Regions from separate parts of the Mus musculus genome. Here region 1 is linked to region 2. A link is a loop called in an ENCODE intact Hi-C map of the cell type or tissue named here. Cell type or tissue: left cerebral cortex. All regions are shown on one strand.

Region 1 (8,000 bases), 360 kb before region 2:
CTGTTCTTGCCTTTCAACATGTGGATCTCAGAGAAGGAACTCACTCTGGCTGGAGGACCAGGCTTTTACTGCTGAATCATTTCAGTTAATTTACTTTCTTCCCACCCCTTTTCTTTCTTGTCCTCACTTTTTTTTTTTTTTAGCTAAAGGCAATTTTATTAGTTTATTAAGGAACATAATTAACACAAATTCACTGTATAAAGTTGAAATAAAAAATTATAATGCACATATTGCTTGGTATGTTTAAAAATATTTTTTTTTGAGACAGGGTTTCTCTGTGTAGCCCTGGCTGTCCTGGAACTCACTCTGTACACCAGGCTGGCCTTGAACTCAGAAATCCGCCTGCCTCTGCCTCCCAAGTGCTGGAATTAAAGGCATGTTCCACCACTGCCCAGCTCAAAAGAATTTTTAAATAAAGCTGCAATAATTATGATTTATACCAAAAATAATGAATATACCTCCTCCTTACCCCTCCGTGCCTGTGGAAGGCAGTAGAGCTGGCCCTAAGGCCAGCAGTAGAGTTGGCCCTGCCACTCACTGGTTCCAGTATTAGGGAGAGTGGGCCCTGCTCCTCAACTGGGCAGCACACAGTAGAGCTGACCCTGGTGGCAGGGGTGCCTGTGAGCCACTGGCAGGGGTGCAGGCAAGCCATCCCAAGGACTTGAGTGTGGTAGTGCTGACCCTGCTCCTTGTCAGCTATGGCACAGGATGAGCCAGCAGGAGCACTGCTGGAGTGCTCACCCTGGCACTAGGAGAGCTGGGGTGCTCACCCCGGTACTAGGAGAGCTGGAGTGCTCACTTCTGCAGTCGGAGAGTTGGCAGAAGAGCTGCAGGTTGACTATCTCTGCAACACTCGAGGCCCAGATCCAGGACTTTGAGTTAGCCAACCCCAACATCTACACCATGTATGAACTGCTGGAGCAAATGAAAGGGCCAGTCCTACAGATCCACTGCCACAGACTCTGCATGGCACAGGGCAACAAGACATCCTAGGAGTCCCAGGGAGGATCCAGTCTAGATAGTGTAGCAGAAGCCAGAGACCTTGAAACAGACCAGTGGCCCACTGCAATAAACATTCACAAGTAACGATGCGCAGTCAAAAGGTACACTGTGGGACACATTGTGACATGCTACAGTTTCCATGACAAGAGTTTTATTTTGTTTTATTTTATTTTCTGTGGGAGGTTGCAAGGGAAAAGGAGATACAAAGGGACAGGGAGATGAATGAGCCTGCGGTGCATGATATGAAACTCATAAAGAATCAATGAAAAGTTTTTAAAAATGAGCTTAGTGCACCGGCTTAAAAATTGAGGAATATCCTTAGAATGATTTGGAAGACCCAGGTGCATGGGACCAGTGGTCCCAGCATTCTCTACCCACACTGTCCAATACACACAGAAGTCCAAACTGCAGGATGGAAATCCTCACTGTGGGGAGAGAAAGCCGGTTCTGTGTTAACAAGGGTTGTTACAGCTACAATATCTGCATCCAGGATTCTAGAAATGCTTCCGAAAGAGCAAACTCAGAAGGGAACATGAGCGAAAAGTACTCAGAGCTCATGAGCTTCAGACACAGAAATAGTAAAACTTCAGAACTAAGCTTTGAACAACAGATGATACGAGTGAAAACATGACTTAGCAACTCTCCCTGATCTTTGCTGTCTTTGGCAATAATAAAATTGCTTTTTATTTTTTAAAAAAAAATTTGGTATTAAATTTTGTGAATGGAAGGTTTCTGGCCTTTCCATTCCTGAGAGTGTGCAGGCTAGATACCTTGAAAATCCTGCACCAGCAAAACAAAACAAAACAAAACAAAACAAAACAAAACAAAACAAAATGCTGATCATAGTCTTTTTTAACTTTGTTTTAATTTTTTAATTATTTATTTATTTTATGTATATGAGTTCACCATAGCTGTCTTCAGACACACCATAAGAGAGCATCAGGTCCTACTACAGATGGTTGGGAGTCACTATGTGGTTGCTGCGAATTGAACTCAGGACCTCTGGAAGAGCAGTCAGTGCTCTTAACTGCTGAGCCATCTCTCCAGCTCCCTGAACATAAAGTCTTAAACATCTTTATAAATGCTCAATTGTTTTGCCAAGAAGCAAAGGAAGTGGATTTGATAGGGGGAGATAAGAGGGGGAGTGGGAGGGGGGAGAAGGGGGGAGTAGGAGGAGGAGGAAGAGGAGGAGGAGGAAGAGGAGGAGGAAGAGGAGAAAACACGAGAAGACATATATCCAGAAATCCACTTCAGCTCTACTTTGACAGCTGCTGCACGCACATCTGCCAAGGCCTGATGACTCTATGTTTCTTTCAGGGAACTGAGTACATAGCATGTGGGCATAAAGGAGATGGAGAAGTCAAGGTGGAGAATGTGATTATAAACACCCTACTCATACCCAAACCTTCTAAAGGCAACATATTTGTTAAAGAATGAATTAGAAATCAGATCAACCAAAAAGAAAAACTAAAATACTTGGCTCCAATGGGAAGGGGGATGTCTTCCTGAAAACTGTGAAACCACAAGCCTGGGCCAGAATTTGTTCTATTTGTGTGGTCTCCAAAGCCAAATACAAAAATTCAGTCATAATTGACCTCAGGTTGCTTGTGTCTGTGGTGCCACCTGGCAGAAACAAACTTGATCTTCCATGGGAGAACTGTGTGTTTGTTAAATTTAAACCACAACTATTCCCTTGAAAAGTGTTATAAATCTGGTGTCTTAATCCAAGAATTCTAAAGTATGCCAAGACTTATAATATACATATACTTGATACATTTTGGGGGGGGATAGATTATCGTAAATATTCTAAATATTCCAAAATGCTTAGGAAAATGACACCCACCACTAGGAAAAATAAACAAGTAGTGAGTGAGTGATGACAGAATTCAACAGACAGAAGGCATGAAGAACAGGGCACAAAGGGAGAGAGGTGTAGCAGATCATGAAATGTGGAATAACTCTTCTGGCTTTTTAATAAAGCCACAAACATAAGAGAAAGTTCTTAAAAGATGTGTCAAACAGAGTGAGCCCGAAACACGGAGCTGCTTAGAGATCAAGAGTAGAGGAAGTATGGAAACAGAGGCTTCTGAAGACAAGGAAAAGAGCTCTTCTTAAATAGCATTCAAGGTGAGACAAGTCAATGCTTGAGTTTAAAAAAAAAAACAAAACAGAAAGTTACTTTTAGATGAGCTGTAGTAAAATAATAGAATTTCAAGTTAACACCTGGAGTGTCAGCGATGTCATTAGTTTCCAAAGGATTAGTACTACAAATATATAAAGAATCCCTATAGATAAACTTTAAACAAGAAAATTACAAAACTTGATGAGATTCTTCATTGACAAACTAAATTCCACCAATAAACACAGGAATAGCAATCAACTTTTTGGGGGAAATCCAGAAATGCAGTTGAGATAACGGAAAAGATTGAAAATGTCTGACAAAATCATTGGCTAATACAAATGTGAAGCAATCATAACTCAAAAACTGCTGCTAGGGGTATAAATATATAAATATCAAATTCTCAGAAAACAGTTTGACATTTTCTATGGGTTACCGTGGCAGTTTCCAGTCCTGTAACACAAGGATGCAAACTGGATGGGGTGATAAGTTCTTATCAGCACTGGGTACAGTTACAAAATCGGAAAACCGATGAAATTGTTTCCAACGGAAAATGGGAATAAATACATGAAACCCGAGGCAATGGTGAGCAGCGTGTGCTCTCGAACACATAGACTGCATGGCAAAACTCTCAAGAAACTCAGAAGAATCATCACTTGGAAGCTTAGAAAAATAACAGTGTTATTCAAAGGATGAACAAGACTTCACAGTATCACACTTTCCTGCATCACAAGAAAACAAAGTGCACAGGGACTGAATTATGCTGTGCACAGTTCTCCCATGCAAACTTTTGTTATTAATATATTTTTAAAAAACCAGTTTCTAAGCATTCGGAGGTTCACAAAAGATGGCACAGGTAATCTTCTAAATTGAATATAATTTTACTACTAAGTTGGAAGTGCACAGAGGTGGGTTAAGTCAGTTTTAAGTTCTATAAGAATAGAGCTCATCCAACTAGTAATTTGTTAGTGCTCAGTACATTCCTCTACTCTGTAAAAGCTCTAATAGGACCACACATTCATTGTCCATACTGGAGAGACAGGATGTGGCCAACATTCTCATGACAAACACTTTCTGAATATTGAGTCTCTAGTCAGATGAAGTCTCCACCTCTGGAGAGAGATGTTGAGCTGGTCTCGTTTGCATGCTATTTTAACGACGATTCTATAGATACCTATTTCATTAAAATTCTACATAGAGAATGTGGAAGCTGTTTTCATGATAAAAATTTTAACTAAGCATTCTGATGCCCCAGTGGAGAGGGTTGTTTTTAATTCCTCACAATAGAATATAATAAGTACAACTTGGCCATCTAATCAAATAAGCAGAAAGCTGATTGCTTTTATTCACACTTACACAATGGCCCTCAGTGAGTGACACTCTCTCTTTGTTAACATATTCAAGAGAAGGAGAATGCACTGGGTGTGGTAAACCAACATTTGCAGCAAGATCCCTTATTTTATGGCGGAGGGGGGGCGGGGGGGAGTCTTAGCTCACATTAAGGCAGGAACAGACTCTTTTCTGGGAGAATTCTGTTAGTGTCCTGAAAATAAAGTGTCCATAATAAGTAATTAGATACAACCCTGTACACCTGTTAGAACAAAACGTACTGTATGCTGACTGTCATACAGTGTAGGAAGTAGCGATTGGATGCTTCCAGAGATTGGGTAATCATGAAGAGAAAGGTCCCCTTTCAGCTGAGAAGACAGTAGCTGATTTTATTCCAGACAATGCTGGGAGACGCTGGAACCCAGTCATACCTGCTGACTAACAAGGGCCTTATACAGGCCATCAGATGGGATCCATGGCAGGAGGTCCGCTGGAAAGCTGTCCACGTGGTTGAAGCTGGCATGCATGCTAAACAGCCTCAGCTCAGAACTGGGTTTTTAATCTCCCAAGTCAGAACTAAGCTGGTTCCTAATTTTGTTTTAGCTGAAGGTATGTGTGTGTGTGTGTGTGGGGGTGGTGGTGGTGGGGGGCTTCATACATTTTGTCCAGCAAATAAAAACACAGGGAGCCTAGTTAAATTGTATTAATTTGCATGTTTTGTAAGAAACATTTGGGTCATCATAAAGCTTTCTTACATTGAACTGTTGTCTTTATCTTTACGTGATAACTTGTTCTTTACTGTCCCTGGCTGCATTTCAAGGAGCGTGTGTGTGTGTGTGTGTGTGTGTGTGTGTGTGTGTGTGTGTGACAGTTTGTCCATGGCAGATTTTTAAAAGCAATGCAGAATGATGATCCTGTGTTTACGCTGGATCAAATATAGTAATTATGAACATCTAGGGGAATTGCCTATTATAGGGTGTTTGTTACTGATGTGGACGATTCGTGCTGAGAGAAAGCCGGAGTCCTACATTAGCAGACACAGGAGGTGAACCTTTGGTTTGGATCTCTGCCTGTGGTGCTTCATGGCCTCGCCTAGGCTCAATTTGCATAGGAATAAAGGATGCAGAAAAAATGACAACATGCAACACACTAAGCCTCTTTTACACAGTGTGGCTAGAAGTCATGGTGTTCCTGAAGCAATGAACTTTTAAATAAGAAAAATCAGTGCCTAGGGGAGATGACAAAAGTTTAAAGAACAGATTGAAAAATCATGTCCCTTGGAAGATTTAACCACCTTCCCCAATAAAAATCACAAGTTAAATAAGCTTATTTAAAAATATTCCTGGTAAATTAAAAAAAAAGCAATAAACAATTGCTACAGTCATTTTACTCTTAATTAATACTTTTAATTAATACTTTTTTTAAATCTCAAAAGAAAAGAAGAAAATGAATAGTACACAGGGTTGGTCCCCTTGATATACATGAGAGTTGTCAGTAATTTGTTGATCAGCAACGTTGGTGCTGATCAAAAGTACTGGGAAGCATTGGAGTGTAGAACAGAAGGATTGCCTGAGCACATTGACTTCACACTCCTTTGGAAGATGGCCTTGTTGTTTTATAGGTGTGTGTTTGCATCCTAACCTCAAACATAGGCAACAATAGGTCTTGAGGTAGTTGCCTGTACGAACACAATGCTCATATGGCATCAGAACATAACGGTATTTCTTCCAGGGTATGAACTATCTGCCATGTTAGGCATTCCCAGAAAGATTCCTGGACTTTATCCCAAGGCACAGCAACCCTCTAGAGGCTTTCTCAGAATTCATGGAGAAGCAGACCCTTCAAGGTGTGTGTGTGAAGGGTGTGCCTCTTCAGGCATTGCTACTGCAGAAAAGATGGCATTTATTGAAATAAAGAATCTGGAAGATTTCATTATAAATCTATAATTTGTCTAAATCCAGTGTCTAAATATTATGAACACTGGAGATTACAGCTATAAACTGAGTAAGATGCTACCCGTTCGTCTTAGCAACATTATTATTTGAATAATATTCTAGCTAATAGCATATATTAATGATAAAGATGCAGAAGGCTGTTCTTTCTGCAGTTTAATGACACTGTCAAGTTGGTTCTGTGTCAGATTGGCTTCGCCATAAGGTGCTCATGTTGTACACTGTTTCTGAGCACACTGGTATTTGTATGTGGTGTTAACATTTGAATCTATGCACTGAATAGGGTGCTTTCCTCAATGTGGGGCAGAGAAGGACTGAGGGATGGGATTCTCATTCTCTCTCTCTCTCTCTCTCTCTCTCTCTCTCTCTCTCTCTCTCTCTCTCACTTGTATTGAGATAGGGCATCCCATATCTTCATGCCTTTTGAAGTCAGACTAAGTTAAATCATTGTTTTCTGGGATCTTAATCTTGCAGAATGCAGATAGGGATACTTCTCAGTCTATAAACAGGTAAAATGATCTTTATGTTCTATTTAACTATCTATATCAATTATCTATGTATCTATGTATCTATGTATCTATGTCTATATCTATATCTATATCTATATCTATATCTATATCTATATCTATATCTATATCTATATCTATGTTTCTCTATATCTATCATCTATACATTTGTCACCTACTTATCATCTTTGTATCTAGCTATATCTATCATCTATAGTTAACTATTATCTATCAATCTCTGTCCTCTTTCATCTCTCTTTCTCCAATGTTTTTCTAGGGAACACTAACTGATAAAATACTAATAATTCAAACTAATGACCAAAGAAAAGCAGTCTACATCATTAGGTCAATATTTTTAAAATTCAAACTAATACTTAATGACTCTTTCATAATGCCTTGAGGACAGAATTCATATTTGGTCTTTTAGATTCTTCTCTAACTCACAATATTTAATAGAACCTCTCTACCCAGCCTCCCCCAAAAAGACAGGTGCCAAATTAACTTATGAGAAACTCCTTCCAGCACTTATGTACTGAAAACAAAAGCAATAATGCGCATTCTTAGACATTCTGCCGCTTTGGAGTTCCCAGAGGAGCTCTCCCAGGTCTCCTGGGCATGACTAATTCTGGTTAATGAAGAAAGGCTCCTTTCTGAGTTAAGGCACAACATCAAGCCAGGACAAGTGCACAAAGGGGACATTGATGCCTTTGTTGTTTTCTATCACCATGGATCTTTCTTGTGCCAATTTTGAGGTGATCGAAGAGGCAATTGACAGTTTCTGTTTGACTGACAGTATAACAAAGCTAGGCTTGGCTAGTCTTTTTGTCTTTATTTTTTCATTCGTCCTCACCTTTCTTGTTACTGTCCGTGGTGATGACTGATATTGACGACTTTGACTGGGTTAAGTCATGCGCAGGAGACCTGGGAGAGCACATTGCTGAGTGGGCCTTGAAGGGCATTTCCTTACATTACTGGCCTGCAGGACCAAAGTGGAGAAGACATGTAATCCTGGAGAATCACTTAGTCTTGGTCTGTCTTGATTTTCTTCTCTGTGGAAAAAGAAGGTTTCATAATCTGATTCTTGGTGACTGA
Region 2 (8,000 bases):
AGTAATGTAATTGAAGAAAGAATGTAATCTTTGTTGAAAGAAGTCAACAAAGCAGGGGAAAAAATCAAGAAAACAAAGCAACAAACAAAACAGAGAGAAGACTACAGTGTTCTAAAAGACAGTGGAAAAAAGTACTCCACTGAAGTAGGAACAATCAACTGCCCAGTGCAGTTTCTCAGGAGTCGAGAAAGTTGAGAAGCAATGATTGACCGTGCGGTTCTGCCCCATATAAATCACCAGGGGCCACAGGAGAAGGTGTAAAGAATTTCTGAGAAGGCACTATGCTGAAGTAACTCCAAGTCGCGAGAGGCAGAACAAAAACAGAGCACAGGGCCTAGGCAAGAGCGATCTGATTGTTTCATATTAGATATGCAGCTGTGTGGATACGGGATGAGCCAAGGAGTCAGAAGAGGGAAGAATGGGCAGAAGAAGTATGAGACTCACGAACAGGACGAGCCTCGGTGCTCAAAATATGTCCAGATGGAAAGAAACATATCAACTGAACACTAAAGAACTAGCAATTAGAAACTGAATAGTAAAGAATTATATATGTTAACTATTTACCTGTACAAGGGCAGGGATGTGCACATGCCATGGTGCATGTGGAGGTCAGAGGCCAACTCGCAGAGGTCAGTTCCCTCCTTCGAGCACGTGAGTCCCGGGCACGGAACTCTGGCCATTGGCCTTAGTGGAATGATCGAGCCTTCCTGCCAGCCTTCATTTTGTTTTTTAAATAGTTATAAAGAAAAAAAATCCTACAGAAATAATAAAGCATTGTGCTATGTAGGGTCTGTGTGGTGTTCTGTATAATGCTGTGCAGAGGACCAGAGCTCCCAGTGGTCACAGTCAGCTCTTAACAAGCATGTGAGCTCCAGGGGCACAAAGCCATAGTCGAGAGCTGAAGCCACGTGTGGGGATCTGAACAGGCACAAACTCTCACGAGGCAGAGCAGTTTCCCATAATCGTCCTAAACAGTCTTTAGAGCAGATTCTATGGACCCCTCAGGACTGGGACCCTAATAAAGTCCATGCCTATGAAAGCTATTTATAAACCTTTTTTGAGAAGGTTACACAAATATATTGTCTCAAGCACTGTGTAAATAATAGTTGTAACATACTCCTCTGGGGCTATCTGAGTTTTAACAGATCTGAAAACTATCTTTATATAGGTTATGTTTTGTCAAAACATAACCCAATGATATTATTTTAAGGTATTATATATATATACATATATACATATATATACATATATACATATACATATATACACATATATATATACACATACATACATATCCACTACAATAATTCTGTATCATCAGATAACCACTACCATTTATGCCCCAGATACTGAACCAAATACTACATAATAACATCCCAGCTATGTCTCATAGAACACTGGAAGACAACTATTATCTTCACCATCTTAAATAAAAACATTGGATTCCTAGAAATTGAACTCTGTTGTCTCACAACGGCAAAATGGTAAAATCAGGACTTGTAGCTTTGATTGTAAAGCCAATGTGTGCCACAAGCAGCTAGGCAGACAGCCATAAGGAAAGACAGACATACAACACATAGATATTTTTAATACAATTTAATTCCCCTCTCCAAGGCACCACGTTTCAAGTGGACTGTTGCAAACAATGTAAGAATTGCCTGAGAACTGATCTGAAGCCCCGGGATGAGCCCTACAACTACCAAGAATCTTTTATGCAATAGGCCAACTTAAAAGTCCATGAAAACTGTTACCAGTGCCTTTGTCACAGTTAATTGCTGAGGAGACCTGGCATATGTAAAAGGAAAGTGAAGTAATAGGTTTTAAGATCATATATGCCCCACAGTATTTATAGAGCCCAGAATAAACCTCTGACTACATTATTAAACATCCGTGGTTTTCACTTATTCAAGCTTACACTCGACTCATTATTTCTTGTATATTAACCCTGCCAGTGATATAAGCCACCAAGTAATACCTTCCAAGCCCACTTTCAGGACTGTAGTGAACCCATAAATGCTATATTTATGTATGTGATAGCTTCTGCTTTTGATGGAAAATGAATTAGCATACTAATAAAATGTTCTGTCTAGTACACACAGTCAATGTATGTCATTATAAAAGGCTGCTTTCTCAAAATAGGATTTTAAAAAGCAATCATTGCTCAGATCAAATAATAAGTAGACATGAGGAAATTAAAGTTCAAATGTTAATTCAAATGAGTAAAATAAATCCGTCTTTTAAAGGTAACACTTGAAGACATAATATTGAAACAGGACTTGAGGCTGGGGTATAGCTTGCCTAACACATGTGTTGTAGGGTCTTATTGCTATGAAGAGATACCATGACCAAGACAACTTTTATGAAGGACAACATTTAATTTGGGCTGGCTTACAGGTTCTGAGGTTCAGTCCATTATCATCATGGTAGGAAGCATGGCAGTGTCCAGGCAGGCATGGCATGGGAGGAGCTGAGAGTTCTACATCTTGTTCTGAAGGCAGACAGAAGACTGTCTCCCATGTGGCTAGAAGAAAGGTCTCAAAGTCCACCCCCACAGTGGCACACTTCTTCCAACCAGGGCACACCTACTCTAACAAGGCCACACCTCCTAATGGTACCACTCCCTGGGTCAAGCATTTTCAAACCACTACAACATACAAGGTGGTCTTCTAATAACAACTTTGTTTAGTCAGTTAGTTAGTTAGTTAGTTAAATAGGTAGTTAAGGGGAGACGGCATTTGCAAAGGTGAGTTTCTCCTTCTACCATGTGTTTCCCAGGATCAATTAGGTCGTCAGACACAGTAGCCATCATTAAACATAGAGTCTCTCAATACACAAGAACATAAAATTTTAAAATGAAGATAAAGGTGGCTTTCCAATACCTGCCCCCTTTTTAATACAGACATCCAGAAAATATCTATGTGGGCCTTCATTTTCTCCTCTTAGCCAATAAATTTTATTTTCCAGAAACTCATCCGGCAACTGGTCAAAATTAATGACAAAAACAAAGAAAGGTTAGAAAATCTTTGCACATAAGACATATGTGCTTACTTACATGTGCACTTTACAGTGTTCCAGTGCATATATAGTATAGTGGTTCTCAGACTTCCTACTCCTACAGCCCATTAATACAGTTTCTCATGTGGTGACCCCAAGCTTCAATGTATTTAGTTACTACTTCATAACTGAAATTTTGCTAGTGTTATGAATTGTAATTTAAATATCGGATTGCAGGATGTCTGATGTTGGGGTTATAACCCACAGGCTGAGCTGCTGATACAGAGTGATATTGAGTATGGATGTAAATATACATGTTGACTCCCCAAAAAGAGGTACAAACAGCCTGCCAGCACAAGGCCAGTGACTTTCTAGCCTGCTGCTGTTTCCTGGCTCTGTTAACACAAATGTGCATCGATCACTCACACCATATCTGCATGCCTACCTACCTGAGATCCAAGTCCCTACTAATCATAATAATATCTCCTTAAACTTCTGAGAAGAAGTAAAGACCAACATCTCTTTTTTTTTTTTTAAAGATTTATTTATTTATTATATGGAAGTACATTATAGCTGTCTTCAGACACTCCAGAAGAGGGAGTCAGATCTCGTTACGGATGGTTGTGAGCCACCATGTGGTTGCTGGGATTTGAACTCTGGACCTTCGGAAGAGCAGTCGGGTGCTCTTACCCACTGAGCCATCTCACCAGCCCCCAAACAGGTATTCATGACCCCGACGTGATTTGAACACGCAACCTTCTGATCTGGAGTCAGACGTGCTACCATTGTGCCACGAGGTCACTCCAACATCTCTTATTCTTAGAAAATTACCAGTCTATGAAAACAGAGATTAAAGCTCCCACCGCTATAGAGCTATGCACGGCTTTCTAAATCTCATAAAAAGCTCAGCATCTGACCCATTTCATTTTTACAGGGAAGGAGGTCCTGTTACCCTGAAAAATACACAGAAAAATATGTGCAGTGTTTAGAGGCATTGAGCAATCCTACTTTGTGTTTTCTTTCTACATACCCTACACAGGAACACGGGGCAGTTCTCTGCTCCACACACCTGCTGTGGAGACTCTATCAGTCACCCCCACCCCCACCCCCAGTCCGACCCTACCCCATGCCTTTTCAAAGGGGATGGAAACTTTTTTAACTGCTGAAGCAATGCTGCCACCTTCTGTTCACTATGTAGAACGTAATAAAGTTATTCTCAAAAGGATTATGAGAAACTCTTTTCAATATGACAATGCCATGATAAGTTTGTTTTAAGTTTTATATTTTTAGGCTGTATTCTAGAGATGTTTTAGAATCTTTATCTAAACCCAGCAGGACAGACATCATTCAGGGCTTGAGGTGGCACCATCTCAGACACCTCAGGCCTTGATAACCCCACCCAAAAATCCCTACTCCCTGCAGCATGCATGGCTTCTTGCTTGAGTAGTTTTATTCCATTTCTGCAGACACCCCACATTTCTGGCATTTTATAAGTCCTGAGGTCTCCATCAACCTCTGGTCCTACTTTCATAATGTCGTGCATAGCCGATAGCCCATGCAGGAGCTCCACACAAAGAATATGACCCTGATACACATTGCCTGGTCTCATTGGTTGTTTTTGTTTGTTCTGGGACCTTCTTGATGCAAGTCTCACTGATGCTGTAACTTTTGCATTCTGAGTGCCTGCGAAAACAGCACCGTTGTCTTTTCTTTGGAATATTGTTCTGATCAATATTTCAACCATTTCTGCTTCCTAACATGTTGAGATGTAACAGCAGTGCTACAAGCAGAACCTGTGCTACGGAGCCTTGATCACCATGATGGTCCATGTCCTTGCAAACTCTGAGTCAAAGTTACTTAAGTCACTTCTGTCCGATACTTTATCACAATGAAGGTAACTAATACAAAAAATGGGGTGGGGTGGGGTAGGGTACCAAAATGGGGGGCCATGGCTGTGAGGTATGTGGGCAGATTTGTACATGTTTGAGATGTTTGCAGGAGGAATGAGGGGGGAGTTAGGAGGTATGGGCTACCAAAAGCCCTAAAAGAAACCCCATAGCCCCTGAATATTCGGCAGGAGCTACAGTTTGTGGACTGCTTGCTGAGTGGTAGTCCTAGTCTATGCTGGGCATCCTCCTGCCTCTTAGTTTTATAATAGGAATGTTTGCTATGTGCTACTGGTTCTGCTGACGGTGACTCTTGATTTTACTGGGACTCACAGTTACAAAGATTGCCTTGAGTGGAACATGCTGACACAACTTTTTAAAGAAATTTTATTGGTTATTTATTTACATTTTAAATGTTATCCCTTTTTCCTGTTTCCCCTGGGCAAACCTCCATCCCACCCCCTCCCCGTGCTTCTATGAGGGTGCTCGGCCACCCACTCCCACCTCCCCACCCTGGCATTCCCCTACACTGGGGCATCCAGCCTTCACAGGACCAAGGGCCTCTCCTCCCATTGATGCCTGACAAGGCCATCCTCTGCTACATATGCGGCTGTCGCCATGGGTCCCACCCTCCATGAGTACTCTTTAGTTGGTGGTTTAGACCTTGGGAGCTCTGTGGGGGTCTAGTTGGTTGATATTGTTGTTCTTACTATGGGGCTGCAAACCCCTTCAGTTCCTTCAGTCCTTCCTCTAACTCCTCTACTAGGGACCCTGTGCTCAGTCCAATGGTGGGCTGAAAGCATCCATATCTGTATTGGTCAGGCTCTGGCAGAGCCTCTCAGGAGACAGCTATATCAGGCTCCTGTCAACTTTTAATCCCTGCACTCAGAAGGAAGGGGCAGGCAGATCTTTATGAGCTGGAAGACAGCCTGGTCTACAGTGAGTACCAAGCAAGCCAAGGCTACATAGTATCTCAAAACAAGATGAAAATTGTCTTGAATCTTAGAAAAGAATGGGCTTTAGAGTTTATCTGTTTTGAAACCAGGTCTCCCATAGACCATCCACAAACTTGTTACATGGCGAAGATTAACCTTGAACTTCTGAGACCCCTGACTCCCACCTGAAGCTGTCCGGCTTTGTCTTAAGTCTTGTATTGTGTGTTCTTTTGTTAGCTCAAGGCCAGCTTGGGAAACCAGAGTCTGTCTCAAAAACAAAACAAAAAATACACTTGAGTTTTGAATATTAAATGAAAAAAAAAAGTTTAAAACGACTGAGTTGTAAACGCAGTCAGAGTCTGCAATGGGAAATCTTAGACCTAAAGCTTTAAGCAAGAACAAGTGTCTTTTCCAAGGAAAAATGGGAATGTCCAAGTTTGGTCAGGTCATACAATTACCTGCAGAAAATAAGCCAACCAATGATGAGAGGCAGGGCAGCCATCCCTGAGAACGAACTGCCTACAGTTCCCATCTAGTTTTACTTCAGGTTTATTTTAGGTGACAGCATTAAAGGCCCTCCCTGAGATGCAATTCTAAGAATTATTGTAATCGTTAGCTCTAACTGCTTGACACTTGTGTCATTTTGCTTAAAGCTAACTTTGAGAGGGATCGCAATAGATATAACCCTCTAGCACATAGTTAGTCTCTGATAAATCCTAGGATTACGAGTCCCCTTTGTTCTATACTCTCTTCAAAAAACTAAAATTAAGCATAGAACAATATAATTCCTTAGCAAAATGTCATGATAAAGGATGTATGCCCCTGCCTGATTATCTAGCTGCTGTTATCAAGAAAGAAATACAAACTCCACATTTCAGAATCATAGAGCAAAGTTAAAACGGCCCTTGCTCAACTGTTCAGCACTTTATGTCCATATCATATATACGTTGAAAAGTGTAAGAAATACCATCTGGTGGTTCATTTTCTTTTTTCTTTTCCTTTTTTTTTTTTTTTTTAGGTTTGTTTTTTTAAGTTTTTTCGAGACAGGGTTACTCTGTGTAGTCCTGGCTGTCCTGGAACTCACTCTGTAGACCAGGCTGGCCCTGAACTCAGAAACCTGCCTGCCTCTGCCTCCCAAGTGCTGGGATTAAAGGCGTGCACCATCACTGCCCTGAGGGTGGTTCATTTTCTAAGGAACCCCCAGCCAGCTTTGGTCCAAAATGACCCTTGCTAATGCCTACTAGTCTAACTATTTCCCACCCACCCAAAACCAGAGTTTAGAGTCAAAAACTACTAAGAGTTAAGCTTACCTGCAAAGTCATTAGCTGATAAACCTTAAAATAAACAGGATGTAAAACAAGAAATAACATAGTCAATGTTTCTACTGTGAAACAAACAAACAAAAAAAATGTAAATTCCACAGGGAAGAATGGGATCTTGGTTGCATTTAAGGTTGTCTCTTGTGATTCCTCAGTGATGAGAGAAGGGACAAGAGTCATGTGTTTGCTTCAGAAACTGTTCTCTGTGCTACATTGCCACACCCGCTCTTCTGGGCTGATGCCTGAGTGTGCAGAGTTGCAAAATAAACTGTCTCCAATGCTAATATGAGGTGAGGATCTCCATTTCTCACAGACTCCCCCCGCCCCCCAATTTAAGTAAAGTTTTTGTTTTAGTGTTTCATTGCTGTGAACAGACATCATGACCAAGGCAACTCTTATAAAGGACAACATTTAATTGGGGCTGGCGTAGAGTTTCAGAGGTTCAGGCCATTATTTTCATAGTGGGAAACATGGCAGCGTTCAGGTAGATATGGTGCTAGAGGAGCTGAAAGTTTTACACCTTGATTCAAAGGCAGCCAGTTAGAAGGTCCTCTTTCCACTGGGTGGAGCTTGAGCACCAGAGCCTCAGAGGCCACACCCACAATGACATAAGTCCTCCAAGGAGTCCTCCTAATGGTGTCCCTTCCCAGGCCGAGCATGTTCAAAGCACCACAGCATTATAAATATCAATGTATAATTCTGTCTTTCTTAAATAAATGTTCGCATTTCTCACACAAGCTGGCTTTTAAAACTTTTATTTTTAATTGACAAAGATTAATGGTGGATGCTTGAAATTTAATGAGAGCTTTTCATCTAAGTCTAGCCAAGGTTCAGAGAACTGAATCAGCATACACACTGCCTTCCTG

What was found. Hi-C counts contacts between places; a loop is a spot of excess contacts. Peaks named below come from ENCODE experiments on the same cell type or tissue, not always from the same donor. Only the 100,000 strongest peaks of a DNase experiment are listed, where the experiment ranks them.
Region 1: it touches region 2 in a loop (2.5-fold over the local background); 3 of 42 quality-filtered maps call a loop at or near these places.

What each region holds. Positions count from the first base shown.
Region 1 is chr10:23,409,468-23,417,467 of GRCm38, forward strand. No RefSeq gene overlaps it. Among named protein-coding and RNA genes, the nearest start is that of Eya4, 64 kb to the left of the region's middle. In left cerebral cortex, no CTCF peak of the experiment used is centred here; a DNase peak (open chromatin) is centred at 4,870.
Region 2 is chr10:23,773,361-23,781,360 of GRCm38, forward strand. It overlaps n-TWcca1 (a tRNA gene), which reads right to left and starts at 3,794; the gene lies at 3,723-3,794. In left cerebral cortex, a CTCF peak has its summit at 4,190 (motif pointing left); a DNase peak (open chromatin) is centred at 4,175.